Linked DNA regions of Homo sapiens: region 1 is linked to region 2. The links are chromatin loops, found by intact Hi-C in ENCODE. Cell type or tissue: ascending aorta. All regions are shown on one strand. Links, peaks and the distances in the headings refer to the core of each region. The heading gives the core; the rest is flanking DNA.

The links. Hi-C counts contacts between places; a loop is a spot of excess contacts. Peaks named below come from ENCODE experiments on the same cell type or tissue, not always from the same donor. Only the 100,000 strongest peaks of a DNase experiment are listed, where the experiment ranks them.
Region 1: it touches region 2 in a loop (3-fold over the local background); 9 of 110 quality-filtered maps call a loop at or near these places.

What each region holds. Positions count from the first base shown.
Region 1 is chr15:58,432,398-58,448,219 of GRCh38, reverse strand. The region is part of intron 1 of LIPC (lipase C, hepatic type); the gene reads right to left. LIPC-AS1 (LIPC antisense RNA 1) reads left to right here. Exons shown (of 3, transcript NR_120338.1): 3 at 11,308-13,319. Among named protein-coding and RNA genes, the nearest start is that of LIPC, 8.3 kb to the right of the region's middle. RefSeq lists a silencer at 8,965-9,205. In ascending aorta, for the core only: no CTCF peak of the experiment used is centred there; a DNase peak (open chromatin) is centred at 7,849; H3K27ac peaks cover 1,536 bases.
Region 2 is chr15:58,482,276-58,498,025 of GRCh38, reverse strand. All of the region lies in intron 1 of LIPC (lipase C, hepatic type), which reads right to left. LIPC-AS1 (LIPC antisense RNA 1) reads left to right here. Exons shown (of 3, transcript NR_120338.1): 2 at 3,143-3,253. Among named protein-coding and RNA genes, the nearest start is that of LIPC-AS1, 8.6 kb to the left of the region's middle. In ascending aorta, for the core only: no CTCF peak of the experiment used is centred there; DNase peaks (open chromatin) are centred at 6,367, 6,785, 7,285 and 7,455; H3K4me3 peaks cover 721 bases; H3K27ac peaks cover 2,613 bases.

The DNA.
Region 1 (15,822 bases), core at 4,755-12,754, 51 kb after region 2:
GTCCACGTGAGAGGAGAGTGATTTATCCAAAGTCACACAGCCATTTGGTGACAACATTTGGGCCCTAATTTATGGCTGAAGTTTGCTAGTGTGCCCAGTATTTGATACCATGTTAGGAACTTGTTGCAAAGGGCTTGAGCATCAGCAGGAATACACATTACCAGAAACAGCCAGAAGACCCTAGGGGAGGCAGCTTGGAGTAACTTTTTAGGTCCCACTTAAGCAAAATGCTAGACGTAGTATAAAGGGATATCCAGTTGGATTTGAGTCAAAGGCCTGTGTCTTATTCTTCTTTGTATTTCTTCCCATTTCCTTGTTCCTCCAGTGCTAGAACACTGCCTTATATTTAGCTGTAGGTGCTAATTACCAGTTCACTGAAGAAATGAGAAGTTGTTTTGTGACCTTTAGAACTTCGCTTCTCAAAGTGTAGTTCAGGGACCAGTGGCACTGGCGTCACCCAGACCAACTGTTAGGAATTCAGGATCCTGGAGCCCATCCCAAATCTACTTTTAAAAAAACATTCATTGTATCAAGCTCTCCAGATGATTCAAAGGCACATTAAATTTTGAGAAGCTCTGGCCTGGAAAGCACAATTTGAAGCTGGGAGAACTTAAAACTCTCATTGAGGTCCTGAGCATTGTGGTGAAGTGACACATGCAAGAAAACAATGCAAACATGATATGCATGCGCCTCTTCTCACTCCTGCTGGTCCGGAAGTGGTTTTCTGGTTCCACAGAAACTCACAAGACTTGGAATCACTTCTGTAAGACCTATAATGGGAACACAGCCAACTTCTCATATACGTGTGTGTTTTCCAGAGAAGACTTGTGGTCTGGAGGGCAGCTCTCCCTCTCAGTCGATGGTCCTGTCACAGATGTCGAGCACAGACTAGTCGAGAGTCCAAGCGATTTCAGAGCCCCAGTGGCCACTTGTAGATGGGGAAGTAGGGCAGGGCCTGAGCTAGGTCACCTGGGTCTCTGGGATGCTTTCCATGAGCTCCGGCAGGGGTACAGAATTTGTCAGATGAAATTACTTAAAACTCATTTCCTTTTTTTTTTTTTTTTTTTTTTTTGAGATGGAGTCTAGCTCTGTTGTCCAGGCTGGGTGCAGTGGCGCAATCTCGGCTCACTGCAACCTCCACCCTCCTAGGTTTGAGTGATTCTCCTGCCTCAGCCTCCCAAGTAGCTGGGACTACAGGCACGTACCACCACACCTGGCTAACTTTTGTATCTTTAGTAGAGAAGGGGTTTCACCATATTGGCCAGGCTGGTCTCCAACTCCTAACCTCAAGTGATCTGCCTGCCTCTGGCCTCCCAAAGTGCTGTGGTTACAGGCATAAGCCACCTCGCCTGGCCAAAACTCACTCACTTTTTAAAGGTGTGTGTTGCTTAGCCCTCTGATGAAGATTCAAACATGCAACAGTCATTTGCCACGTGCCTGCTCCATGCCAGGCCTGTGTGGGTCCTGGGGAAACAACAGTAGCTAAGACTGGCCACTGCCCTTGGGGTGCTTATCCTCCAGCAGGGAGAGAGGTGTGCAAGCAGATAGCTGGGTGCAAGGAGCCAGCGCCATGGGAGAGAGGTCCGCAAGAGGCCATGGGACGGTGGGCAGCACAGATGAGTGTGAGAATTGGCAGCAAGTAACCAAGATGCTCACAACCTCAGACACTGGGGAGACATGGCAGAAGCTCAGCAAACAGGGCAACAGGAGGATCTTGAGTGGATCCCAGTCTGAAAAACGCTATCAACAACTATCTTGGGACAACTGGGAAAATTGGAGTAAGGTCTGGATATTGGATAGTATAAAATTATTTTTAATTTTCTGAGGTGTGGTGATGGTACTGGGGCTATGTAGGAGAATGTCCTTAGTAAGAGGCATTCATTCCAGCTACTCAGGAGGCTGAGGCATGAGAATCGCTTGAACCCAGGAGGTGGAGGTTTCAGTGAGCCAAGATCATACCACTGCACTCCAGCGTGGGTGACAGAGTGAGACTCTGTCTCAAAAAAAGAAAGAAATACTAGCGTATAAATATTTAGAATTGAAGTATCATGATGTCCACAACTTTCATATGGGATATGTATGTGTGTGTCTTTTTCTCTCTTCCTTTCCCCCTCTTATCTCAACTGGTTTTACAAGTCACACACATATAAATATGCACATACAGCAAATATACGAAAATGCAAACAGTTATTGAGTCTATCTGGAGGGAATATGGAAATTCATTGTATCCTTTAAACTTCTTTCTGTAGTTGAACACTTTTGTAATAAAAAGTAGAGAAAAACACTGGGAGTAGCATATGAATCGGGTGAGTATTATATGACTATTTAGTAAATAGATGCGTACACACGTTAGTTTTGTGACCAGCAATGGATAGTTTCAAAGTGCGTTCACTTACGTGGTCTCATTTCACCCTCAAAACAGCCCAGTGGGGTCTCTATAATAGTAATCTTCTCTTTACTAATGACTGACCGAGGTCTGCAGGCCTTGAGTGATTTGTTCAAGGCCACGTGCTGGGAAGTGATGGAGCTGGGACTCAGGCCCAGGTCTTTCAACTCCAAATCTGGGTCTCTTTTCTCACCCAGAGTCTCCCTCAGGGACCCATGGTTTATTTCCGCTGTGCCAGGAGCCCCTGTTTATGCCAGGATCTTGTAGCCCAGACATGAAGAGGAGCCCAGGAGTTTGTCCTCCTAGCCCCAGCTCTGTCCTCAGGCACCAGCCATCATCCCACCCTTCTAATTTGGGCTTGACCCTTCTATGTGGGAAGGGAGGCAGGCACATGATGAGAAAGTGGCAGCCGGCCTTGGCCCTTTCCCCTCGTCTGAGGCCTGGGCGAGTCTAGGCAACCCCCTGGCTGAAGCCAGCCTGTATGGGAGAAATACCTCTCAAAGCCAGAGGGAGCAGGTTTGGGGTCCACACTGAGCACACCCATGCAGAGTTGATAGTTCCATAAGGCGCCAAGCCAGAGGGTGAGTTTCATCACTCACTCACACATGAGCCAGCTAAACGGCGCCTTCTTGGTCTCCTGCCGGTTATTGCTTATGCTGCCAGAAAGTCCCAATCATTCTGTTGAAGAGGGAGGATGCCTCTCCCCAGCCCAGGCTCCCTGAGCCCCCACTCCCCATCCCACCCTGCTAGCGGCCGGCCAGCCGGCTCCTGTGTGTCTCAGCAGGGCTGCTGCTTCCTGCACCTTTCAGCACAGGCCCCCTGTCTGGGCCTGGTGTGGACTTACTACTCACTTTCAAATTTCCTGTGTATTTGTAAGCCTTTTTTCTAACGCGGAAGCCTTCCGGAGAGTTGCTGAAGCTCAAATAGAACAAAGAGAGATTTGCAGTTTCCACTGTATGCCCAGTGCCAAGCCCAGGACCCGGGTCACAGCAGGGCCTAGCAAAGTGTTTGCTGGGTGTAATGGGCTGAACTTTGTGTTCCCTCAAATTCATACATTGAAGTTCTAACCCTCAGTACCTCAGAATGTGACTGCTTTTGGAGCCAGAGTCTTTAAAGAGGTGATTTGGGTGAAATAAGGTCACTGGGGTGGGCCTTAATCCAATATGACTGGGGTCTTTATAAAAAGAGGAGATCGGACACAGAAACATAGAAGACTGTGTGCAGACAGAAGAGACGCAGCCATCAGAAGACAAGGAGAGAGGCCTCAGAAGAAACCCACCCTGCTGACCCCTTGACCTCAGACTTCTCACTTCCAGAACTGTGAGAAAATACATTTCTGTTGTTGAGGCCACCCAGTCTGTGGTCCTCTGTCCTGGCAGTCCTGGCAGACTGCTAGACTGTGTGAATATCGAGTGACCATGTTGGGGTCCTAGCACAAGGCCTGGCACAGAGCTGGTGTGTGGCGAAATCTCTGACATCCAGAAACCACCCTCTGAGTATGGAGAGCCACACTGGTCGTTTGTTTATCTTCCAGGAATGAGTGGATAGGCTCACTCACGAGTGCCTTCTTGCAGTTCTTCCTGCTTTAACACCTTCCCAATCATTAACCTCAGGAAGGGGAGTCCCTCTATGCGGCACAAAGGTGGGGGCCAGGGCATGAACAATAATACACCAAGAGTGCCCAACTGTGGAATAATTCCTAGACCTGTGTCGCAGGCAGGAAGGAGACTGTCAGGCCTCTGAGCCCAAGCTGAGCCATCGTAGCCCCTGTGACTGGCACGTATACACCCAGATGGCCTGAAGCAACTGAAGATCCACAAAAGAAGTGAAAATAGCCTTAACTGATGACACTCCACCATTGTGATTTGTTTCTGCCCCACCCTAACTGATCAATGTACTTTGTAATCTCCCCCACCCTGAAGAAGGTTCTTTGCAATTCTCTCCCCACCCTTGAGAATGTACTTTGTGAGATCCACCCCCTGCCCGCAAAACATTGCTCCAAACTCCACCGCCTATCCCAAAACCTGTAAGAACTAACGATAATCCACCACCCTTTGCTGACTCCTTTTTCAGACTCAGCCCGCCTGCACCCAGGTGAAATAAACAGCCTTGTTGCTCACACAAAGCCTGCTTGGTGGTCTCTTCACATGCGTGAGACAGAGATTTGCATGAAAGGAGCTTTCTCAGGTGTTGTCTTGATACTACTAAGTCACCGAGGAGCCGTGGAGGGTCCTCTTCAGCTCATAAAAACAACCTGGAAGATAGAGGATTCTTGGATGGAGGAAAAAGCTTCAGCTCTTTCGAAATATCCCTGGTGACCTTAAAAGTAGCCCAGAATTTTTAAGCTTGACATCACAGGGCTGTGCCTTCTATGGGCTGCCTGGGTTTGTGCTCACATCTGTGTTTCTGGGCTTGACTTTGGGTAGCCAGGGGCAGTGATGGAGGCTGAGATGTGAGGGGTCCAGGGCTTCATCCAGAGGTTTTTCCCCTTGGGCCACTGAGGCTGCTCCTGGCCATCACTCACAGTTGTGTAAGGTGAGCAGAAACTTCTGATAAGTAGTGGCCAGACCCACGGAAGTTGAGAATATGTCCCAGGCTCCCCTATCCAAAATGGGATATCTCGGCCAGGCACAGTGGTTCAGGCCTGTAATCCCAGCACTTTGGGAGGCTGAGGTGGGCAGATCACTTGAGGCAGGAGTTCAAGACCAGCCTGGCCAACATGGAGAAACCCCGACTAAACTAAAAACAGAAAAATTAGCTGGACATGGTGGTGCATGCCTGTAATCCCAGCTACTTGGGAAGCTGAGGCATGAGAATCGCTTGAACCCTGCAAGCGGGGATTGCAGTGAGCTGAGATCACGCCACTGCACTCCAGCCTGGGCAACAGAGCGAGACTCAGAAAAACCAAAAACAACCCCCCAAACCAAATGAGATATCTCTGAAGGCTCAGATACCCATGTGGGCTCTGAGAGGGACACCAGAACCACTAGAAGTAGGCATCAATGAGAATCACAGGACCTTGGGAGGTTTGGAGGCTTCTTCTGCCTCTGCCCTTCAGGCAAGCCCATGTTTCAGCTATACCAGAGAGGAAATTATTAGCTGAGTGGTCTAAGGAGAGTTTGCAACACTCTGAGCCACAATTTCCCCATCTGTGAAGTGGGGATAATACCTATCTCACAGGGTGTTTTTCTGGATTCATTGACATAAATAGGCAAAGAACTTGGCACATTTAAATATTCTTAAAAATAATGGTTTCTGTTGTTCTGTACATCTTAGTTCAATTCAAGAAATGTAAGAGTTTTCTTCCAAACAGCATCAAATACCTATTTTCATTGTCAGCACTTAATCAAACACTGCTGCATGTCAGGCCCTGAATAAAACAGTTCCGGGCAAGAAATGGCATAAGGGTCATTGACTGCGTGGGCTGTTCTTACAGAATCCCATCTTTGTCCTCCGGGTGTCTGGGAATCTTTGAATTGCTAGAGGCAAATGAGTCAATTAAGGTTCAGTTAGGGTAAAAGGTCACATGCTTAAAATGGATAGAACTTTGCTTCCACATTTCTCTTTCCTGATAATATTTAAATAGCTGATACCAGGGAAGGTCACCACTGCAGATCTCCTGGCACCACGATGACCATTCTAATCAGTCCCATTCACACCCAGAATGTCAGTGTGGAAGGGACACTATTACTCCTGAGAGATCAGAGGTAAGGAGGTAAAGGGCATCACCCAAAGCTGTGCAGCTAGGGCATAGGTATTAAGAGACCTCAAACGCATTCCCCAAGTCCCTTTGGGAGAGACTACACGAAAACACAGCACAGCAACAAAAACCAGCTCTGCCGTCAGCCAGACCATAATATTCACAAGTGAACAGAGACAATGCCCACCGAACAGAAACATGTGCAGCACAGACCCTCCACATCTGTGTTTGCATCAAGACAGGGAGGAGGCCACTCCAAAATCAAAAAACATGACTAAACATTTCCCTCTTCTGACTAACAGGAATGACTTGTGTTGCTGTATCAAAGCCAGCTCAGCCCTGTTTTCATCTTCCCATCTGCTAGATCATTTATTGATTATATTAAATAATAATTAGTGATAACTATTAAATTATTATGATGCCGAATCATTGAATTGGACTCCTTTTTGACAGAATCCAATCCAGAATTCCCCTTGCTTTCCACCCCTTCCTTAGACTCAACCAGCACAAGCCCAAGTCTGGAGTGAGCTCTCCCTTGCTGCAGTAAACCACAGAAACTGACTTGCAATTGATGTCAGCTGTGTTCCCCATGGTCCGCGGATGGTGAATGTTTACGTCTCTAAAATGGGAATAAGAATTCCTACCCAATATTCTTTACAGGGCTACTGTAAGAATCAAGTCATATAATGCAGGTGGGAATGAATTTTTAAAGTTGAAATTGCTGTTAAGTCTATAAGTGAGTATGACGTGGAATTTCCAAATGGTTCTCTTTTCAGATGTAGAATAAGATATTTTTAAGATGGAAGATTCATATTAAGCTCCTGTTATGTGCTCCTGCTTCAGTTTCATGGGTGTTAATCTTTCCCATGATTTAGTGTTAAGCATAGCAATTCATAAGAAAACTTCAAAGAGACTTGCTCCAAGCCTTGAGGCTTGTCTTGGAGGAAAAGCTGAGTGTTTGCGGGTGTAGGGCCAGGTGAGCTTGCAAAACTGGTCCCTGCTGGGCCCCACCCCTGCCCTTGCCTGCTGGGAACCTTGTTCTCTATCAGGGAGTGGCCAGGGTTTTAGCCAGGCTGAGATAAGTCTATCAATCCATCTGGGAAAGGCAGCCTTTTAAAAACAACCCCCCTCATCAGTGGTCTGCCCTGCCTCCAGGATGAGGACAAAACTTCTGAGGATGGCCCTTCCTGTCCTTCCCTCTGGCCACTTCTTTTTATGTACCCCATCCAGGGCCACCCCAAAATCTCAAGAATTCCCAACTTCACTCTCCCTTTTCCAGCCTCTGAGTCAAGCAAGGCTGGTTCATGTTTTTTTTCCCTCTGCTTACAATGTCCTTCCACTTCTTGAAGGAAACTTCAAGATTCAACTCAGATATCACCTCCTCTGTAAAGGCTTCTCAGCTAACCTGCGCTGCCTCAGGGCTCTTGTAACATTTTGCATGTAGTGTTATTTACAAACTAATTGCATTGTGTTGAAATTATGCGCCTCTCCCAATCTCCAACCTCCCTGCCCCCACACACACCCCATAAGGGGCTAGAGACCCTGGCACAGTGGGAAGTCCTTGGTGAGTGGATGTACGCTTTTTCATTTTTGTACCCTCAGGGATATACTTTCCTACTGACCATGGGGCCTGGTACACAGCGGACAGTTTAATAAATGCTGTCACAGCTGCTGTTGATCTTGTTATGTTTCAGTATAAAGCAGTTTGTTTTCTTACCACTTTAGTTTCTCTTGGGACAAGGAAGCTGGAACATTTGTCACTGGAAAGTTTTTGGCAGTCACGGAAAGGTCAGTCCTAGTCAACGGATAACCCATAGGCTCTGCCCTGCTTTGATAATGCCTCACTCATAGGAAAAGAATTTTCCTGATCATATTTTCAGGCCTGCCAAGGAGCCGCTCAGGGTGGATGGTTAATTAGCTTTTGCAATGATTATTTTTCTACCAATTACAAGTAATGCTCAGCTTGGGAATTTTTGTTCATTTCAAGGACTGCTTTCTTTTTAGCATGTAGATATTTTATTTTGGACAAATACATTTTCACAAATATCTTGGGGTTTTAAATACTTTTGGGGTTGTAGCTACTGGGGAAGAAGTCAGTATCCAGGAGCAGTGGATGTTGATTCTCACCCCTTCAACCCTAGAAAGTTAGAAGTGAAGTGAGGTTTGCCCTGTAGCCTCGTGTTGTTTCTGTAGGAAGCACCCTAGCCTGGAAGTCAGTAACCTAGTTTCAAGTCTTGGTTCTTTTGTTTTTTCTCTAGTGGTTCTCTGTGGTCCCCACACCAGCAGCATCATTTGGGAACTGCTGAGAAACGTAAATATCCAAGTCTACCCCAGGCTCACTGAATCAGCAACTCTGTAGTTAGGGCCCCAGAATCTTATTTTAATAAGCCCTGGCCGGGGGCGGTGGCTCACGCCTGTAATCCCAGCACTTTGGGAGGCTGAGGCGGGCAGATCACGAAGTCAAGAGTTCGAGACCAGCCTGGCCAACATGGTGAAACCCCATCTCTACTAAAAGTACAAAAAATAGCTGGGCGTGGTGTTGTGTGTCTGTAATCGCGGCTACTCAGGAGGCTGAGGCAGGAGAACTGCTTGAACCCGGGAGGCAGAGGTTGCTGCGAGCCAAGACTGTGCCACTGCACTCCAGCCTGGGCGACAGAGCAAGACTCCGTCTCAGGAAAAACAAACAAACAAAAAAAGCAGCCTTTTAGGTGCTTCATTACCCACTACAGTTCCAGGATCACTGATCTAGTCAAACTCCTTTATTTTATCATTTCGTAGTAAATTTATTTTCTGATTATTTAAATCATGAAAGTCAATATACCATATACATACTATAACATTACATAAAGAGGGGAAGAGACAAAAGTTCAGATACAAACTCAACGGACGTATAAACATTTTCATGCATCTTCTTCCAGCATTTTTTCTCAAACACATGTATTTTCACACAGTTGTAATCACAGGACACACACAATGAGGCCTGCTCTTCATGTTGGGACATAAACACTACTCAGCGTCGCCACCTACACATCTTCCTGAGAACTATTTTTAAGGGCCACTGCCAGTCCACTGGAGAGCCGTGCCAGAACTGACTTCACCAGGCCCTGAATATGAACCTGCACAAGTGGAGGTGAAAACGCTGTAGACAAAGAGGCCTCCGCTTGCATTCCATGCATTTCCTTCTCTTCTCTTCACTTTTTCCCCATGCCTCCCCACCCCTAGCCAAGCCCCACTGGGGAAAAAATGAAATGAGGAATGCTTCTGGAAATAGACCCCTAAGTGGGAAGGAAAGGGAAGTTAGCCAACAGCCTCATCTTCCAGTCACCCAGAAACTCCATTCTCCTGAGCCAGAAACCCTCTCCTGGAACTCCGAAGCAGCTGAGATGTCACTGCGCTACTTTGTGACCATGTTTAGGAATTGCACCTTCTGTGGGGCAGCCGGGTGGGCGCCCTGACTCCTCCAGGGCTGGAGTGACTGGATTTGGTCTTCTCGCCCCAAGTAGGTACCTGAATGTAAGACCCGACTGCCTTTCTTACCGCGGCTCCTCCACCCGCTGCTGGACAGACTAGGCTCGGCCCCCTTGTTCTAGTTATCACCTTGGGACTGAAGTCCAGCCTGCTGGGCAGGGATCTGGAGGGTCCTATTGGCCCCTAGTCAGCCCTTTTCCCTGGTGGGTTGGACCCCATTTCCCAGCTGAGAGCGCCCCACTCGAAACTGGTCACTGTCCTGGGGGCCAGCGCACAGTACCTTCCTGGCTGTGAGAATCGCTGTGACCTCTGTTCTACGTGGAGCCCGTGGCTGTCAGGGACACCCAGGCTGAGGCCTGGGTGGTTGCATTCCCCTCATGATGAAATGGGGACTGTTCTGCCCTGTCTCGGGGCCCAGCCTCTTTCTGCCTCTCTCCCTGCTGTGCCAACTGTGATGACCCAGCATGCCCGCAGCACTGTGGCAGCTGATGTGGAGAGGAGGGCAGGGAGAGGGCCATCGTGGGTAGCCAGGTACCAGATTCTCTTGGCTTTTGGCTGCGCACTCATTTGGCGATTCATGTTTTCGGGTCAGCTTACAGACCCCATGCCTTCAACCGTCAGCCCTGCAGTTTCTCTCTCCAGCTCAGAATGAAAGAATATGGGTTCCAGTCCTGGGTCTCTGTGAGAGGCAAGCAGAGTGGAGGACAGGCTGCTGTCCCCCGTCTCTCCAGGGTGGACCTTTCAGCAGGACCACAGACCTGCTCAGCTGTAGGGCTAGGAAGGATGGCCATGGATGGGAGGGTCTCTTGCATGGGAAAGATAGAATTTCCCTGGAATGCTGGGGGCTGGCCCTCTGCTGATTCCAGAATAGTACGCACTCTTGGAAGAATGAGTTTCATCTCCGGACTCTATCTCAAATATTAGTCATGGGTGACATTCCATGTAACTGTGGAGGCCTCTCAGAAATCTGACAGACCCTGCTGGGGTAGTGATTTTGAGTGTGGCTGAACCTGCAAAGTTGGGTGCTGGTGGCAGGTCGGAAGGACAGTGGAAAATCCCTTTCCCGGGGGTCGTCTTGGGATGACCAATCTAACTGTAGCTGATCAGGGCCTTTTTATTTTATTTTTCTTGTACATTTAAGTACTTAAATCCTCCAAACCTTAAAACCCTTTATATATCTTTAAATATACTTAGAATCTCTAGCAATATACAGCATGTGTCTACAGTGTTTTCATAATTATGATTCAACATGTAGATTATTTAGTCCTGTTTTTTTTTCCCTACATTATTGCATATACAATTTTCTTATACTTGTTTTACAAAGCTGCAAGACCAGTTGTTACTGAGCTTTTTCAGAGGTCACAGGTCCCTTTGATAATTTGCTGAAAGTTATGACACCTGCTCCCCACTCAAAATGCACACACACACAGCCTTGGGCACCATCTCAGGAGGCTCAACGACTCTTGGAAACCCATCCTCTGTGCTAAGATCCCTGGTGTTAAACTGTGAGTGCTTAGGGGCCAGCAATAGGCTTTTGTTTCTGAACTTCATCATTATTGCCCCCAAAAGTTTCTGTGACTTCTAGTAGTAGGTATTCAAAACCATGCCTGTTCGAAGTTGGACTTAGCAGTAGCTGGAGTCCCCAACTTCAGTGGTTTGCACTTGGGCATTCACATTGTTTCCAGTTTGTTGCAGTTTAACAAGTGTTGCTATCAACACCGTTCTATGGGATATTTTTTCTTTTTCTTCCTAGATGGTCTTTTTTGAAAGGTATTTGGGCTTGAAAAGCACATGTACTTTATCAGCTGTGTACCTCTGCTATTGTACAAGGAAAGCCTCATTCTCTTCTGTCCGGATACCATCCTTCAACACCCTACTCAAATGCCGCCTCCTCCAAGAAGCCTTCTTCCCTCCACTTGGAAGTAAAATCTGCTTCTCTACTCATTCCTCTCTCATGGTCCTCATCTCATGCCATGTTCTGTTCTAGCTGATAACATTTACATATGTGACTCAGTGGTATACCTCATGTATTTGACACACAGAACGGATCATTTTAATGACCCTCTGCTCTATAAGACAAAAGTATTTTCAGTCATATTTATGTAAAAATCAGCAATCATCACTACTTTCTCGATTTCTTCTTTAGTTATAAAGCAGTGAACAATTTTTAAAAAGACAAATACATTTTAACTTTAAGATATTCAAATGCAGTAAAAATATTTTTCGTATGAGTCCAAATTTTTACCTATCAAACAAGATGTTACAACTCATTGTTCACAATCTGTTTTGTTGCTTTAAATTTTAAACACATATGAGAAGCTTACAGGGGTCACCTAGGATGAGAGAATTGAAATAATTCAAGTTCTGGTTTTTTGTTTGTACAACCACTACGCTATCATTTTTTGTTTCAAATCTACTGTTTACATGCAGAAGCAGGTAATAAGTGCCACTGAGGTTGGAGACATAAGGACGTCAAAGGATCTGAACCATCGCACACTTACTCTTGCAACAAGAACACGCCCCTGAGTCTGTGCATGTTGGGGCCAAGTGCATAACCGGGAGTTCTCCAGATTAATGTCAATGTAGAACACAATATTTATGAAAGGATAAATAATAAAGATGTGATGAATTTGAAGCTTACATATACTTACTACATAAAATCCAACAGTAACCACGGAGATTGTTTAGAACTTAGGCCATAAAACCATTTTTTTCTGGAAAGAGCTTTGCCTTTATCGCTGATACTCTTTCTTTTGGGATGGAGTTTCACTTTGTTGCCCAGGATGGAGTGCGACGGCGCCATCTCGGCTCATTGCAACCTCTGCCTCCCGGGTTCAAGCAATTCTCCTGCCTCAGCGTACCAAGTAGCTGGGATTACAGGTGCCCATGACCAAGCCTGGCTAATGTTTTGTATTTTTAGTAGAGATGGCATTTTACCATGTTGGCCAGGCTGGTTTTGAACTCCTAACCTCAGGTGATCCACCCACCTCGGCCTCCCAAAGTGCTGGGATTACAGGCGTGAGCCACGGCGCCCGGCTGACATTCTTTATAATTGTGATAATGACAGGCAGATCAGCTTTTGGTTATATTTGTATTTAAATTCTCCACAGACGGTTGCTCTTTTATTGATGGCACATCCCCCCTCCACCCAGTCCCATGGCCCCCTATTCCCTCCCCACCCCACTCCCACCCCATTTGACTGTAAATTCCTGCAAGGTGGGGACGGCTGTGCAGCCCCCTGTTGTACAGTGCCCACTGCACAAGCGCAGTGGTTTGCAGGCCAAGGCCCCAGGGAGATCGCCTTAGGATGTCCTCCCTTTTCCTCTATGGGAGGCCAGATTTTCTTCCTACATTTCAAACAAAGCAATACATCACAACAGACTGAGTACAGAAACAGGTAAGATAATCCAGCTGTCTTGGGAAGCCAGATATTAGAGAGATTTGCAACATTTCTTTGTAAAACAATGTCACTCTTCTCCATTTAAAACTTATTTGGAAAATACAAGTTATTTTTCATAAAATTACATTATATGTGTTAATATGCAAGGGTTTATTATCATTTTAAAAAGTGTTAGCAGATTTTAAAGATTTCTCAGTTTTAATTTCTAATGAAGGAAATATTGATATCTCACATAATAAACACTGTTTGGGGTCCTCAGTGATTTTTAAGAGAGGAAACGTGTGAACAGAGTGTGTGAGTTGTACTCAGGCACTGCGTTACGTATGGCAGGTGCTCATGTATGCTTGTGACACTCATGAGGGACTGACTGAATAGGTAGCTTTCAGCTGCTCCTAGGATTTGCAAGCTGAGGCTGGGGTGGAGGGGAGGGAGAAGGTGCCTGTTGATAGTGGGCCCAGTACCGGGAAGGTGGGACTTGCCAGGGTCTAGGAGCAGCGTTGGCTCTCATGGCAACACCGACTGGGGAACCTGGGTCTCAGGCATTGGGGCTGGGCATAAGTGTGATGTGCCATGTGGGCTTCAAGCAGCTCACGCTATCCAGTCCCCCTTAGTGCTGAAGGGCAGGAACAACTGTCTAAATCTCCCTCTCTGTGAGAGGAACTGAGCAGAATGTTTTTCTAGAAACCTCTGGCTGTCAAATCACTGGGTGTGGGCTCGACACAGAGCACTGCGGCCTCAGTAGACAGATTGAGGCTGCAGGTACCTCTCCCTGCTCTGCCCTGACCAGCTATGCGACCGCCGGCAAGGCACTTAACTGCCAGCTTACTCAACCATATGGTGAGGATGAGATAAAATGTCCGTGGAGTGCCTGGCACATGCTGGGTGTGCAGCACATTAGTGACTCCATTAGTAAGATGTCATTAATAATAAATACTCAAAAGAAGTAGGCTGGGAGGAGGGGCTAAAGAGGAAGGGTCCTTGAGGGAGTACTTCCTGGTGCTCGATGAGTGACAGTTGAAGCTTGGCATAGATCATGGTTTCTCAGCCTCTGCACTAATAATGTTTTGGGCCAGACAATTCATTGTTGTGAGGGCTGTCCTGTGCATTGTAGGATGTGAAGCAGCTTCCCTGGCCTCTACCCACTAGATGCTGGAAGGGAAGCACTCTCTCCCTGGTCTTAACAACCAAAAACCAAAAATGTCTCCAGACATTGCCAAGTGTCCCCTGGAGGGCAAAATTGCCCCTGTTGAGAACCATTGGTGTAGAAACTTTCCTGACAAGGGCTCCACCACAGGACACCGGCTTCCCTGCGGTTTCCCCAGAAAGACATCATACCAGCCACATGCACACAGATTGGGCTCACTCATTGCAGAAAGAATTCTGCCAAGAGATTCTGCTTCCAAGAGAACAAGAGGCCTCCTGACTTGGATCCTCTTTTCTGAGGAACCCTCTTGCTAATAGTGGCCACTTCTCTCAGCATTTGCACAAACTAGGCCCCGGGGAAAGAAGCAGGCTGATCAGGACAATGAGATTGCTCAAGGAAAATCTGGACAATACCCAGAAGCCTGGGGGAGGCCATCCCTCCCTTCAACCTCTATCTCAGCACTGACAGCTTCCAATTCCCATGGCTCCATTGCAAAAACAGTCCTGGCCAATCCACAGTAGAATGGATAAAGGAAGTGTGGCATGGTCCCGCAGTGGAATGCTACAGCAGTGAGAATGAATGAGCCTCAACTCCACGAAACTGCATGGTTGACTTTCACAAACATAATGTCGAACGAAAGAAGCCAGACGCAAAAGAGCAACTGATGTGTTTCTATTAATGAAAAATCTCCCCAAAGGAAAAAATCATATATGTTAAGGCTCAAGGGGCACACAAGGAAGGCTTTGGGGTACTGGTTCAGTTTGTGAGAACTCATTGAGGATTTATGATAGAGGCCCTTTTCTAGAAGTGTGTTATAAACTTCATTAAAAAGTAAACAAACAAATACAACATTCCGGGGCAAAGGGCAGGAAAGGCCCTTTAGCAAAATCACTATGAACCAAGGGAATAAAGATTACCAGCAATTTTACCTGTATGGCTCTAAATTATTATGTAAGGGTCATTTTTGGATGTGGCTTTATAAATGAGATGATGTGTCAAAAATAATTAGTATAGTGCTTGGCACAGAAAATACTTAGTGAATGGCAATAATTAATACTGCTACTCAGTTATTAACTGGCCTATGAAGTAAAATAGTCAAATACAAAGGAACAGCCTTTTTCTTAAAGGGGAAAAAAGCTTCTGAAATTTTTAGGTACATCCCGTTAGGGAATTTCTAATTCTCAAAGTTGTCGGAGCTCTCTCCAAGGCTAGTCTTAGAGAAAAGAAAAATCTCAGACTCTACCTTAGCGTTACTAGCTCCTGACCAGTAACCAGTACCAAAACAAATTCCCAAACACCTGTCTAGTCTGGCCAAATTGTTCAATTAACTGATCCGTCATTTATTGGTCCACTGCTTAGCCTGGAAGCTGGGCTCCACTCTACTACCTTCCTGATAAGGCATTTGATCTGTCTTTCGCCATCAATCTAGTTTGTGAATTTACAAACAAAACAGGCAGGACGGCTGTTGGATTCTTCAGCCTCAGACTAAAATTTTGGCAGCAAAACAAAGTCTAGAAATTGTGCAATGATATCTCTACTTTAGACCTGACTGGAAATAGAACTCTCATAAATTCCCCTCTCTTCTGAGAGAGGCAGGCAATTAGACAACCCCAACCCGACAGAGCATTTCATTGCAAGCCTGGCTCCCCGGTTGCAAATTAGATGCCACATTAACTCTCAGGAAGATCTGAATCGCTTTCATATCATTTGCCGCTGAATAACTT
Region 2 (15,750 bases), core at 3,429-11,428:
GTAAAGATCATATTTTGGCCGGAAAGAGCCAGGTTCTACAGAGCCTGAATCTTAGATATAATTTGGAGGTCCTCTTTAAGAAAAAAAATACATCATGAATACATAATTGTGTGTTGGGGGAGAGGAGGTTGAAAGGGGCTTGTGCAAGTGAAGGATCTTGACACCTAAGCTCCATTGGCTCCATGGCAAGTCAGCTCACTGCTGAGCCCAAGGGAGGACCCTGAAGGTGGTCGCACAACAAAGACAGGCAGATGGGCAGGGCTGAGCTCCTGCCAGCCAGGCATGTGAAGGTGTCTGCGATGGAGACAGGTATGCATTTGGGGAATAGAGTGGGGAGAGCATTGTGCTGACCTGGAGCCTGGGAAAGGCATATCATGGGAGGTATCCAGAGGGCTTTGGAGAGGTGTACCAGTAGAGACAGGAAGGGTTTGGAAGAGCGGCGGAGCACATTGCTTCCAGGAGGGAGGAAGATGAGAGGATGTTTCCATCTGACGGTTTCAAGGCATTTTCTAGATGCTCCCCATAGCTTGAAGAGAGCCCAGACAAGCTCTCCCTGACTGGTCATTGAGCATTATTTGCTGTGGAGGGCAGGAGCTGCATTTCCCAAGAAGGTCTTTGGGCTCAGAGACCCCTTCTCCTTGCCCAATAAACACAGCCTGACTTCCCCCACTTCCCCATCCATTCCTGAGAATTAGTGGCTGCTGACAGATTGTCCCACCACGGGTGGCAGGGGAGGGGAGGAGTGGTGCATCACCTGCCAGCTTGCTCTGACGGGGGAGCCATTTGTCATTCGGTCGGGGGTGAAGCATGAACTGCATTTAAAGATTTGGATTTACTGCACACTGACCACTCAGGCCAGCCTTCTTCGTGGCTCAGCTGCCTTGGAATGAGAGCTGCCTATTATGTCTTCCTCAGTGGCAGCTCTAACTACTGCCATCTTCCCAATGGACACCTCCAAGGAACCAGTTACTTTTGTAAAAGGCAGTGCATTTGTACCTCACGGACTTCATCATGTCCATCAATCAAGATTTACTTTAAAAGGGCCGGGCGCGGTGGCTTATGCCTGTAATCCCAGCACTTTGGGAGGCTGAGGCGGGTGGATAACCTGAGGTCAGGGGTTGGAGACCAGCCTGGCCAACATAGTGAAACCCTATCTCTACTAAAAATACAAAAATGAGCCGGGTGCAGTGGCGCAGACCTGTAATCCCTGGAGAGATTGAACCACTGCACTCCAGCCTGGGTGACAGAGGGAGACTCCATCTTAATTTTTTTTTTTTTTTTTGAGGGGGAAGACTTCTGTAGCAGGGCTTGGGTTCTCTGCTTAATTTTGTGAGTATTCGTCTAAATTGTGCTAACGCATAATTAAGGTATTCGGAGTTAGTCTTCTCTCTGGAATGATATACAAGAATTGATTTCAAACAGTCAGACATCTTCTGTTTTATGAACAGAGGTCTTGATTTATAGTGTTGGACTTTCTTTGCCTGCCAGGAAAGCCTGATATCTTTTTCTGTCATTCTTTCCCTTCCTTTTCTCCCTCTCTCCTTCCCTCCCTTGTTCAATGAGCTTTTATTACGTGCCAGGCACTTCTCTGAGCACTGGAGCCAAGGATGAATAAGACAAGGTGTCCAACTGTAGATGACTGCTTGTAAAGATACAGAAACAAAGAGCCTTAGAGGAAGTGGTAAATCCCACAGAATGGATCTCTCAACTTCAGAACTATTGACATTTTGGGCCACATGATTCTACTGTGAAGGCTGTCTGGTGCATTGTAGGATGTTTAACAGCACCCCTGGCTTCTCACTAGATACCAGTAACATCCTCTTCTCCAGCTGTGCCAAGCAAAGATGCCCCCAGATATTGCCAAATGTCCCATGGGGTGAGGGAGCGAAACCATCCCAGTTGAGAACCACTGAGAACCACTGCCCTAGATCCAACTCGTGATAGGGATGAGAAGGCTTGGGTTTCTGTCCTGGTTCTGCAGCAGGGAGCTATGTGGTCAGAAGTAACTTAATCTCCTCAAGCTTCCCTTTTCTTATCTGGAAAAGAAGAGTTGAGAAAAATCCCTTCTAAATCCCACGAGTCTTGGAAATTTTGCATTTGTCTGCTATAATATATCAGAGCATATGTTCTGGAAAGGTAGGGACAGAGTTTATGCTTGACCCTACGCTTAACATGCCTAGAATTACAGAAACCTGTAATCAGTTAACAAAGACTTGTAGATGCTGACTGTGTGTAAAATAAACAGGGCCTGTGATTAAGAAATTTACATTCTTCATGGGGAAAGAAAATCCAGTCCCAAGACAGCGTGCTTGGGTTCTGGACTGCTTGGGCATGAATCCTGGCTCTGCCTCATGTGGGCTGGGTGACTTTGAATAAGTTACTTACTCTCTCTGAGCCTCAATTTCCTCATCTATAAAATGAAGATGATAATAGCCACTTCAGCGTTGCTGTGAAGTTTTAATGAGGTAGAACAGTGCCTGGCACACAGAGCAAGTACTTGACAAGAGTTAGCTATGGTGGTTGGGAAGATGAGGCTAAATTTCCAGCACCAAGCCTTGCTGGTTTCACACCCAATGCCTAGAGCATATGGTTAAGTCCTGCCAGTGCTCAGAAGGAAAGAGCCCACAGGGAGAGAAACAGATTCTATGAAGAGTATCTACGAAGGTTGCATAGGCTTTGTTTTTGGCAGGGAGCTGCAGGGCAGGAAAGGGAGGAGGCCATAATAGAAGGCCCAGAGGTGCTCAGTGAATAATGGGTAGAATCACCCAGTCTTTCAAAACCAGAACTAAATCGCTCAGAGCAGTGAAGTGACCTGCCCAGCCCACACTGCAGTCAAGGATGAGAGTCGGGATCAGCACCCCAGGTCTTGATGCGTAGTCCAGTGCTCTTCTTGCTTGACCAGCTCTGTGGGGATTTTAGAAAGAGAGATTCCCTGGTGAGAAAGTCTTCTGTGTTCTAAATGCCCAGAGTTAAACAGGTCTGTCTTGAGAGCCCTTAGGGCAGGGTAAGGGGGCAGGGGAGGGAAGGACCGGTGGAACGGTTGATGTTGGATCAATGACATGAGGGCTGGGTGTTTTGGAACCTGTGATAGCCCAGTGAGGGACTGGACTAATATTTAATTTTGTATTGTCAATCAAAACAGAAAAACCAGGGTTGCTAAGGAAATCAGATGAAGGGAGGACATTCAGATGAAGAAACAGATCATTTCCAAGCAAGAACTAGCAAGAACTCCAGATTCCTTATGTGCATTCAGGTAAAAAGCTAACTATAAATCAGTTTTAACAGGTCATTAAAGAGATCCCACCCAAGCTGTATTTTGCAAAACTTCATTATCTGACGCTGGGTATTGGCAATGTGAAATATACATTGGCACTGATTGATACAGGTGGGTCAGGGCTGTTAGCTCAACAGAATAGGAGTCCTCACAACTATGTGCTACTGGTACTAGTAATTACAATCAAAACCATGTTGTCTTATATCTGCAGCATACTTCCCTTTGTTCAATGCACTTTCATAGGCATTGCCAAGCCCTGACGAGTCTATTATTCTCATTTTCTGTAAGTGCAAACAGCGTAAATGAGGTTGGATGACCTGCCCAAGGATCTATGGCTGCAATCTGGGCACCTCCTCATGTGGGCTCACCATACTCTGTACCTGCTGGAGTAACCACCCTTCAAATGGCCCAAGGGCCCCTGCCTCCCAGGATTTGTACCCTGTGTGGTCCTCTCCCACATTGCACCAGGGTTGGTCTGACCAATAACAGAGCAGAAGTGATGGGTATGTCACTGCTGGGATTAGATTGTGAAAGACTAGGCCTTCCATTGTGGAGCCTCTTGCTCTCTCTGGGGATTCTCTCTCTTGCTGTGGGAGAAGCCAACTGCCATGTTGTGAGCAGCTTTAGGGAGAGGCCCCCATGGCAAGGAACTGAAGCCTCTGTCCCAGTAGCTGCAGGGATCTGGGGCCTGCCAATCTCCTCATGAGCATTATTCTCCAGCCTCAGTGGAGTCTTACCTCTGTACTAGGAGGCAAGGTGACCTCCTCCAGAACCCCTACTCTCATTTCTTAAAACCTCTCCTCCTACCTGGGGTTGTTCTAGTAAATAAAGTTCCCCCACAAGCAATTCATTCCTTTCAGTACCCATTGCCATCTTCCTGTGCGTCTCATGAAGAAAACACCCGTGGGAGTTGTTCATGCTTAAGGAGGTTTCAATTTCTTTTATAGTGAGCCATATAAATATATATAAACTTATATATTCAAATATATAAATATTATAGATATATTAACATTTAAAAAATATTTCACATATACAAATATATACAAAATTTTGTATAAATTTTATTTATACGTAATAAATTTTGTATAAATTTTATTTATACGTAATAAATTTTGTATAAATTTTATTTATACGTAATAAATTTTGTATAAATTTTATTTATACGTAATAAATTTTGTATAAATTTTATTTATATGTAATAAATTTTGTATATATACAAAATACATACTTTTTTTCTAGGTGTGTATATATGTATATATACACAAAAAAATATATATATATTTTAAATTGTGAATGGCAGGATCTAATGTGTGCATAGTGAGCCAAACTCGGGTGTGGGCCAGGCACATATGGAGTCTTTATTTCTTGTCTGTTTTCCTAGGTTCCCTACGATGCCCCAGTTTTGTGACATAATTTCAGTGGAGTTAAAGATCCCACAGCACCAGCTGCTAGTCCAAACGGGCAGACAGTAGGCAGGCTGTGGTGGAGTGCTGGCGGGAGGAGGTGGCCGGCAGAGAGAACCTCCTCGCCTTGCTAGTTATGTGAGCTTCCTAATCATGTGAAGTTGATTTTGCTGAGTCATCACTGATGAGGGTATGGGTTCTTTTGGTCTGATGATGATGTGAGATACCATGGGGGGCCAGGGTGGATGGGAAGCTTCCTAAGTATGAGTTTACTTATTAAATCAGTTTTCTTCATGACAGCAAGAAAGTTCTGGATCACTGGGAGAATGGAAGAGCACCTGGCGCCAGGATTTAGCAGAGATATCATTTAGGAATCCATCAGGAATGGAAGAGCATGTAGAAAATTAGGGGCATACGGGGGAAAATAAGCTCTGATGTAATCCTGCAGATTTGCCCAGGGCCCCCTCTCCTGTTCTTGGCCAGCTGTCAGGAGGAAAAGGCTCTGTGAATGATGTCTTACTCAGGCACCTGTTTATGGATTTCCATCCTGTCCCAGGGATATTTGGGTTTAAGGAGGGGGGTGAGTGAAACTTTAAAACAAAACAGAACAAAAAACAAAAATAGAGGAATTCCAGGCACCAGGTGGAGATTGGTGGGACAGAGCCCTAGATTTGGTTTTAGAACTCTACCACTGGCTTGATTGGCTTTGGGTGGCTACATTTGCAGAGCTGGGTGGCACAGAGCTAAAAGAATGGGCCTGAGTGGGAACTTGGGCTCTTGTGGACTGTGTGGCCTTGGGCAGGTAACTTGGCCTCTTTGGATTGTCCTTGTTTGTAAAACGAAATTCAATGATAGTTCATAGCTAATACTTTTGTGGGGGTTTAGAGTAGGAGAATGCTTAGTACAGACTTGCCACATAGTAGAATAAAGATAAGCTATTACAGCTTTATAATGTGTTTATATTATGGCTATGTATATTATAGTAACATTACAATAATATCAATTAATGACAGTAATATTAATATACTACAGCTATGTAATAATACCTAGGAAGCTTCCATGGCCATAGAGAGCATGGTTTTAGGTTTCTTCCACTTGCCTGACCTTTCCTACCTGCCATTCACAAACATCAAAGCAGGCCAAGTTGAGGATCTGCTAGGAACTGAGGGCAGGGTGGGCCACAGGCCATCTGGGGAGGGTGCTTGTTCTTCTGGGTAGAATGCTTGGGGAGCCTCCCCTGCTGTCAGATTCTGGGTGGCACCTCTGTTCTTGGCAGGGACAGTCCCTCTCTGGGGCTGGGGAAGGCTGTACAATGGGTGCTCTGTTGCTTGCTGGGACCATGTCAAGGTATCCAACTGGGTCAGAAATGCAGCTACAGAGCTGGGACCCCCTGCTCCAGGTCATGTGTGAAAGTGTGGGCAGAGAGACCTCCAGCCTCCAGGCCTGTTAGCATCTCTGGAAGGACCAATAGGAATCACGTGGCAGGCAGTGTTTCTGGCACCCTGAGCTCTCAGTGGGGTCAACAGTCCTGTGGTACCCCAGCCCTCTTAGGTCAGGCCAGGGATGAGGGAAGGGCCAGTGCTTTGTACCTCTGGTCAGGCAATGGCAGTTTCCCACTAAAGCCCTACGACTTTGACTCTTGTCCCAGAAGTTTTACCACACACTGAATAAAAGTACGACTGTGAAGTTGTTGCTGCCTGACAGCTGGTTGCAAAACTGTGCCTTGCCCAGCACCTGGCACCAGTATTTGGCAGAGATATCATTTAGGAATCCATCAGGAATTTGGTCTCTGGGGTATGAAACTGAGGTGGGGAAGGAGAGGGTGGAGAGGGTTGGTTTAAAGTAACTTTAGCACCTCTTATTGTTTTAAGTAGTCTGCCAGGCAGTGACATTCATTTGGTCTTTTAAACCTGACAACCAAGATAGTATTATAATTATTCCCACTCTACAGGCCAGGAAACTGAGCCTCAGAGAAGCTGAGTGACTTGCCTTGGTGACACATCTGGGGAGAGTAGAGTGAGGATTAAAGCCTGCTGCTGTCTGCTTGAAATTCCCATGCTCTGACCACTCTATGGCACTGCCTGGCTGGACTAACTATTTCCCTATTGTGTTTGGCAGGTGCTGTCATTTCATGAAAGGCCAGTCTAAGTGTCTAGCTCTAGAGCTTTCTTTGGCGATGGGGCGGGCGTGTGTGCACGGGATGTCTGTCCTCTTGCGGCCTGGCTGTCAGGAGCTAAGAATTCAGACCAGGCTCCCTTTACCTGTTCTTCAAGGGTGCTTTTGTTCCTTGACCTCCAGATTTTAGGAGATAAATTTGAGAATGACTCTGAGGCTATAATCTAGAAATCTAATCCCCTGTGAACTCCATTCCTTCCTGGCTATTTAATGGGCTCGCTCTTTCCTTAGGAGGTGAGCTGTGGCCAGGCTTCCACCTGGGTGTAATTAGTATCCTCCACACTTCTCAGGCTCTGGGCTCTCAGAGACCTGAAATTTTTGCAAGTGCTGCCCTCCTCCCTAATAACTGGCTGGCAGTGGTTCATCAGAGCCGGAAGCGACCAGGTAGCACGTCTCACTGCCTCCCTTTCCGTGTCGCCTGGGAGACAAATCAGGCGCTCCACCCACTCCCAGCCCCGGGTTCAGAGAGCTGGAGATGACGGGAGAAAACATTTCTCCATATTTCATTGTTGTGTTTTAATTTATATTCACTGGAGAGTGGCAGATTAGAGGTTGTGAAACTATGAGGGGAAAACAGCTTCTAAAAATAAGTGGTGCTGGCGTGACGGGCCAGATTTGGAAGGAGGGCGCCTTGCATTCTCTCCGGAGGTGAGAAGACTACAGGATAATTATCCCGCGAACGGCGCCGGCTCTCAGTGGAGCAGCAGGGCCAAATGTTGGTGATGCCGTTTCACCCACTCAGCTACAAAGGGGCATTCAAGAGCCCTGTAAGAAATATGTTCAGATTAGCCGGAGGAGATACGCTCTTTTGGAAAACGAATAGCATCAACGTTCTTTCTTTCCTGGCAGAAGCTCTGGCTGTCCTTATGGAGGTGACCGGCTCTTAGAAGAAGTTAAGTAGGCTGAGTGTCGCTGGCTCTAGGGCATCTCCCCTGGCCTGATACCCTGTGCCTGCCATCTTCCCGACCCCACGCATGTTTAAGTCCTAACCCTGTCACTCATGTGACCTTTTAGCAAGTTTCCTAAACATCTCGAGACTCATTTTCCCAGTTTCAAAAATGTGCTGAATAGTAAATCCTGTCTCAGACTGGTTTGAGATTAAAAACAAAATTAAGTATTGCAAAGAACCTAGAATATGCCTAAGGCCCAATGAGTACTGTTTTTTTCTTTTCCCCACAGTATTAGCAGGTCACAGTGAAACTGCCTTTGTGAAATGATGACAGAGAAATCTGACATAGTTGACTCCATCTTGCTTTTAACCTCCAAGCTGTCCTTGGTCATTCCTAGGTGTAGGCCAAGCTAACTTTGGGAGGAATTTAGTTTATAGTTGAACCTTACAGCAAGGATAATAGCCACTCCCCAAACTCAACCACTTTTGCAAAACCAGTGAAAGGCCAGAAGGTCAGGATTATGAAAGGGGCCTGAATTCTGCTAAGATATAGGCAAATTTTCTATCATCCCTTACTGCTCAGGGGTCATGTGGCCAGAGGTCACAAGATTTGTGACTTGCCTAATTGCTTCTGTAGATAACATCACTATTGTAGAGCCTAAGATGGATCTTTTGAGTTGTTTTTTAGACTGACTACATCCGGACTTGAGGCTCATGACTCAGCCAGTCTTGGGGCCCCCACCCAGAGGCCAACTGAGTGCACAAGGACCGTTTTCCATAACCCTATGATTTCATCCCCAACCAATCTGCAGCACCCATTCCCTAATCCCCTGTACATCAAACTATCCTTGAAAAACCCTAACCGCTGAGCATTCAGGGAGACTGATTGGAGTAATAACTGTCTTCTGCGTAGCTGGCTTTGTGTTAAACTCTACTACAATAGCGTGGTCTTGGTGAACTGGTTTTGTCTATGCAGCGAATAGGAAGAACCTGCTGGGTGATTACAACAGCTATTTAATAGAGTGCTCCTGAACCCTGGGAAGCTTGTAAGCCGCCCCCCCGCCCCCGCAACAAAATGAATCCCTAATGGTTGAATTTCAGGCCAGCAGAAAGATGCTTTGGAGAGGTGAAACTTTCTGGTGCTATTCAAATACTACCATGGAGGCAACCATCTGTTCAGCTTATCTGTAAGGTCAGCTCAGTATTGTTGTGAAGTAGAAGGCGGCCCAGAGAGAACCACAATTATTTTTGCAGTTTACAATGCACTTGCAGATGCACACTCTCATTTGGCTCACAGACAGCTTTATTAAGTAGCCATCAGGACCACTTGCCTTTTGCAGATGACAAAACCAGAAGTCAAGATTAAGTTCATTTAGTGATTAAACCAGAACTCCCAAATCCTGTTTTTCTCCCATCCTGAGATGTAATAGGGAATTCATCCCTAGATTGTCAGAAAACACTAGGGTATGGCCCTTTATGGGAGTGGTCTTTGGGTCATGCCAAAGGGAAATACCAAGGGGAAGAAAGGTGCTCATCTGTACAATTCTTTTTACCTTAAGACTGGATAGTGGGAGGCTGGGATTTCTTCACTCCTAAACTACTCCCTCTCAAGACTTGGGCCCTTTGTGCTGAATGCCCCATGCCTGGGCTGTACTTCGGACACTTTTCAGAAAATGGGGCAGTTCAGAGAGGCTGCCCCCAGTGATTCCAGGTTCATATAGGAAAGAAATGAATGTGGGACTAAATATTTTCCTTCCAAGGGGGCTAACTCTGGAGGTGAGGACATTCCTACAGGTTGCTGAGATAGGATAGGCCTGAGAATGACTCTTCCAAACACCTAGCACAGTGCCTAGTGCCTAACAGGGATTGATACATAGCTGTTAGATGAATGGCGTAGATAAGGAAACTGAGGCATGTGCCTCCATGTAGTTCAGTGGTCAGCCCCAGTGTGGACGTCAGATTGCTGGGTTGGAAGGAGTCTCAGGAATTGAGCAGTCTAACTTCTTAACTTTATTTATTGAGATGGAGTCTCCATTGCCCAGGCTTGGGAGTAGTGGCATGATCTTGGCTCATGCCACCTCCGCCTCTTGGATTCAAGCCATCCTCCTGCCTCAGCCTCCTGAGTAGCTGGGATTACAGGTGTTTGCTACCATGCCCGGCTAATTTTTGTAGTTTTAGTAGAAATGGGGGTTTTCCATGTTGGCCAGACTGGCCTTGACCTCCTGACCTCGAGGGATCCACTGGCCTTGGCCTCCCCAAGTTCTGGATTACAGGTGTGAGCTACCGTGCCTGGCCACTTCCTTACTGATGAAGAAACTGAAGCTCAGAGTTGAGTAGTGGCTTGCCCCAGGCCATATGGCTACTTAGTGGCTGAGGTGGCTTTCCTGACTTTAGCCTTCCTGCCACATTCCCACCATGCTCCTTGGCAACAGGATTTCATGATCTATCCAGGGCCAACACAAGATGACCTCGGGCCCTGCAAGTACCTCTGCTGAATTTCCTTAAAATAACTGCTGTGATGAGCTTTAATGTGTTAGAGGTGCCAGGGGTGGGGATGGGGAAAGGAAATCCTTTTAAACTTGCTAATTGCCTGTTAATTTCAGTCCCCACTCTACAGAAAGCTATTTCTGGATGATGGCATGTACTCTGGAATTGCAATAATTAGCTTGTTTGGGCCAGAGCAAGACCATCAGGTAGTAAATAATATGTCCAACAACTGAGAAGCAAAAATGCATTCAGTTTTAAATGACATGCTGTCTGGAAGCTATTTATTAAGGGGCCGTCTATTGCTTCAGCAACCTGGTGGAATGCCCAGATTAGCTACACAGCTTTAAATGCCAAAGAAAAGCAGTGCTATTACCACCACTAAAAATAATAGCTTTGGTTTATTGAGCGCTTACTTTGTACCAAGCAGTCTGCTAACTGTTGTGCATACCTTCCCTTCGTTTAATCCTCACTGTGAGCCCATGAGGGAGAGATGTTATCCTTCATTTGCCCATGAGAATGGAAGCTCTACAAGGTTAAGTCATTAGCTACTTAAGATCATTTAGTTATGAAGTGGCGCAGCTGGGACTCACCATCTGGGGACTCTTAAGTTAGTGTGTAAGAACCACCTTTGAAAATCTCATAAGTACTTGAAAGTATGGGGTTCAGCCAATGTTTTTCCCAGTTGATTACCAGATAAAGGCATTTTCTTAAGTTTAGGGACCAGGTTGCATGAAAAATAAGTGACTTTGTATGCCAGAACCATAATCATCCTAGCACAGTGTGAGGTACACACGCAGGAGGGAAGTGTGCCCCCGTTGTCCCGCCTCACACCCACTGTGGGCCCGTGCTCACCAGGTGGCACTTCTAGTGGAGCCAACTGCCATCTGCCATCTAAATTATTTCCTTCTCTCTTGGGCCTGTTCACTATTTGATTGTTTGCCAAGCACCTATAGTTGAATTATTTCAAGTTAAAACCTATCTGTGAAGGGATTCCACTAAATTATCCCCCACGCTTCTGACTGGCAAATGAAACAAACAAGCAAAACCAGTTCTTTGGCATCTGTGGGCCAGGGTTCAGTTATTCTCAGGCCCTGTGTCTTGCTCATGTGCTGCATTGGTAGATGTCCTCCGCCTGCGTTGCCTCCCCTCTCTAATTGCTGGGTGGTAGGAGCCATCTCCTAAATATGCTGAGTCTGGGCTCGTACGTTCATTGCACAAACATTGACCACACAACCTGGTCTGTACCAGGCCTAGATGTTGAGAATACAGTGATGAACAAGGCACAGGGCTTCATCTCAGAGGGTCATAACTACTTTTGGGGAAAGAGCAGAGGAGAGAACCAATGAGTGCAAGACAGCTTGGATACTTGCTGGGCTTGCCATAAGCAGGGGCAATCCACATGCCTAACTAGGGTGACCAACCATCCTGGTTTGCATGGGATTGAGCTGATATACTACCCAAAGTCCCACAAACCAGAACATCCGTTAGGCCCAGTCATACTAGGACAGCTGGTCACCCTACACCCAGCCTGAGGAGATGGGGGAGGGATGCTCTGGGTGAGACTCATCCAAGGAGTGGGACTCTCCAGGCAGATAAGAGAGGAGGAGGAACCAGGCAGAGGGACAGTGACATGAGAGAGTGGCACTGTTAGAATAGAGCCGTCCATGTCAAGGAGTGGCAGGTCAAGGAGCAGCATGGATTCACCAGCATGGTAGAGACACACAGCTTTTTCTTAGTTATGCTGTGGGCTTTCTGTTCACTGGAACCTACTTCTAGGAAGAACAGGGAGACCCTGGATACCTGAGGCTTGGGAAGTGCTTCACTAGATGAATTCTAGAGATGAAAGAGGGGCATTTTCTAGCCATCTTAGTCTGTTCCCTTGCCGACGTCCTCACACAGCCCACAGAATGTGCTCCAGAAGTTCTCATTGTTCTCAACCGTAATCTACATGGAAAGTAACCTCAATGCCTTTGAGAAGAAGGGGCCTCAAGGGCCAAGCCCACCTCTCCCTCAGTGTGGCTGGGAAGGCAGCGCTGGGATGTCAGTGGGCTCTCTCGCTTATGCCACAAATGACAGGGCAGCTTTGGAACTTCTCTGATTCTCAGTAGTCTGTAAAACAGGCATAGCAATATCTTCTTTGCAGAGATGTTGTGAGATCCAAATAAGTGCCTGGTCCAGTGTCAGCGTGTGATGTGTATGGAGGGAGAGACTTTCAAGCTGAATCTTACAGTATGAAAGGTCTTCAGTCGAAGGAAGGAAACAGCCCTTAGCCCGAGATCAGCACGTGCGAGGGTCTGGAGCCCTGAAGCAGCCTGAGAGCCAGGGGAGTGATGAACATTGCATGTGGCTGTTGCACGGGACTTTCTTCCCCTCCGGCACCCAACAAACCTGTGACAAACAAGTGCTTCCCGACCCTGTGAATACCTAGAATCTTCAGAGCCACCATTGACTCCTCCCTCTCCTCACCCATCATAAGCAAACATGCAGCATAACATGTTGATACTGTCTCCTAAAACTCACTTGAATCCATTTTTATCCACCTCCAGCCCATCCAAGGGAGTATCAACTCTCTCCTTGCTGCTGCCTCCCCCGGGGTCTCCCTGCTTAACCCCGCCGTCCTCTTCCAATGCATTCTACATGTCAGCCCAAGTGATCAGTGGATGATGCATAACTGATGCTATTACCCCTGCCAAAGCTGTTAGGTTCCTATCATTCTTGCGGAACCCAACTACGGAATGACCCTTGGCCTGTAGTGAGGGTGCTGAATGCTATGGTTGCTGCTCATGTTTTAGCCTCTTCTTGAGCTGTTTTCTTCCTTCTTTTCCACCCTCCTTTTCTGGTGGCCTTGGTGAGTTCCTGGAACACATTGCACTCCTTCCCCACCCAGAACCACGGCTTGCAACCCACTTCCTCCCCTGTTAGTCTAGTTAACTCCTGTTCATCATTCAGATTTTAGTGTAAATGTCACTTCCTCAATGTGTTCTGTAGCATTCTCAGTTGGCATACTCCATTTGTAAGTGGTTTTAGTTATGTGTCTCTGAATTTGGCGAGAAAGTGTGTTGTGAGGCAGTGTGGCCCGACGGTAGGAGTGTGGGCCCTGGAGTCAGAGTGTGTGGGCTCCAGGGCCCATGCCCCATGAGCCCCACCTGGAGCTGACTGGCTGTGTAACCTTGGGCAAGTTATTTCCCTGCTCTGTGCCTCAGTTTCCCCACAGTACCAAAGGATAAGAATAGTATTCATCTCAGTGGGTTGCTGTGAGGATTAAATGAATTAATATTGGTAAAGCCCTTATTAGCATGATGCCTGGCCCATAGTAGGTGCTGTAGAAGCATTTGTGACGTAAATAAAAAGAGTTGTCTCTGAGCATTTTGCTCATATCCTGGATACACCCTCCATGATGTTGTGTTTAGTCAGATGTGCTCGTGTCCACTTCTTCTTGATCCCAAGGCCCTTTTGAGGGCAGGGACGAATGCTAAGGCATTTTTCTATATGCTGGTGCCCAGAAGGGTGCCTAGCACACAGTGGATTATCACCAAATGGAGTAGGAATGGAATAATGAGGTGAAAATAAACAATGTATGATGCAGAAGAGGTGGAGGTGAAATGCCAAGGACAGCCTTGCTATAACCAGGTATCAGAGACAGGCCTGCATGCTTGACCCTGTCCACACCTGTGTTAGGATGTTAGGCCAAAAAGATAGAGCCAGAGGGTCAAACCTTTCAGCTTTTAATGAACTGTCTTTTTGGAAAGACTGAACACTGTTGGTAGATTCACCCCAAATTTCCATCATTTTCTGAAACAGCTCAGTCCCCAAGAAGAGAGCCCATGTTGGACATAAATTTAAAAGCAAACAATAAACCTCAAGAAGTAATTTGGAACGGCTGGGAAAGTCACTTTAAAATGCCCCCTTTAAGTATGGAGGGAATTAAGATATTTGATTAGCAGTCAAATCTCCCAGAGAATAAATTAGAAAATACTAAGTTTTCTTGCTTCAGAAGCACTTTTTGCAGAGCTATTAAATTATCAATACTAGGTAGGAAAAAAGAGGTCTCATTAAAAAAAATTGATGTAGGACAACTTGCCAAGAGATATTTTTACTCAACGGGCATGGTCTTGGAGACAGCTGTGATCTTTAACTTCCTAGATTTACTTAGAAAATAGATGAAGTATCTTTCTACTTTGTATCTGTGGTTTATTTTGGGCAATGGACTGTGAATGCTGGATGGTGATATGGCAAGATAAACATGGTGAAGGGACAGAGGTTACCCCCTTCTACCCTCACAGCAGCCTCCTCTCCAACCCCACCCACATCCTGCAAAACCTCTGCCAGGAGCAAAATCTTCTTCTACCCTCAGGATCGTAGGAATCACTTTGTAAACTGCAGGGTCAGTGTGCCAATTGCTTACTTGCCAAATATCCGATCTGAGCCCCTTGGAGTTAGAAGGAACCTTAGAATAGCTCTCCCCACCTGCCACATAACTGGTCTACATTGGTAACTTTTGTTACCAAGGGTCATTTCTTAATCCCTGTGACTTTAGTAACCTGGTGTTTGACAGAGGGAGGGTTATATGTCAACTCTATATGGCCACTGTGATTTACATTGAATTTCAGTAATGCTAAAAATGAACTAGAGATATTTTAAATAGCCACTCCCTTTTTGAAGAATTTAAATTTGTTACCTTGAAGAATTTAGTGTGTTCTATACCCATGTCATTTTATGTCCATGGTAGGGAGATAGTTTAGCCTGAACAACACACTCTCTGTCTAGAGACTCAGCCAGCTATGCTTTCGCTGAGTGAAGGGCTCCACTAACACATCCCTGACTGACGCTATAAGGCTGGCCAGGTTCTGGGCCTCAGGAATCACCACCCAGTCTGTGCAAGGCTTGGGATGAGAAGCGAATCACTCCAGGAGGCTCAGTTAATGGCAGAGTCAGGCCTCAAATACAGGTTTCCTGATGTCTAAACCTGGGCCCTTTCAAAAGCCCCCAAACCCAGGGAGGACTGGTCTTGATCATGAGCTCCTTAAGGTTTTTTGCTTGCTGTAGAAGTTTACCGTAAAATGTTACCTCAGAAATACAGGATGTACTTCTCAGGGGATTAGGGGGACATCCAGGGGTCTTGGGGTCTCTGGCTGTGCCCAGGAACACTGCTCAGTGAGGATTGGTCCCAGCCATGGAGGGTGCTGGTGCCCAGAAATTTAGAGTGGCTGTGGCTAAGTGACCCATATGCTTTTCATGGACTGTTTCTTACCCTTATAACAACCTAAGAGCCAGGTATGAATTGTCCATTTTATGGATGAAGCCATAAGACCTAGAGAGGTTAGGTCAACTATTGAAGACTCAGGTTTGTCTGACTCCAAAGCCCAAGGAACTCTTTTTCACCACTCCATACACGTAGACAACCCTGTGTGAAAGCTTGGCTCTGGAGAACAGAGCATGAGCTGGAGAGGGTGGTGAGGTCAATGGAAGCTTTCTCCCAGTTCACTTCATTGTGATTATTTTAAAAGAAAATCTCTGCAATG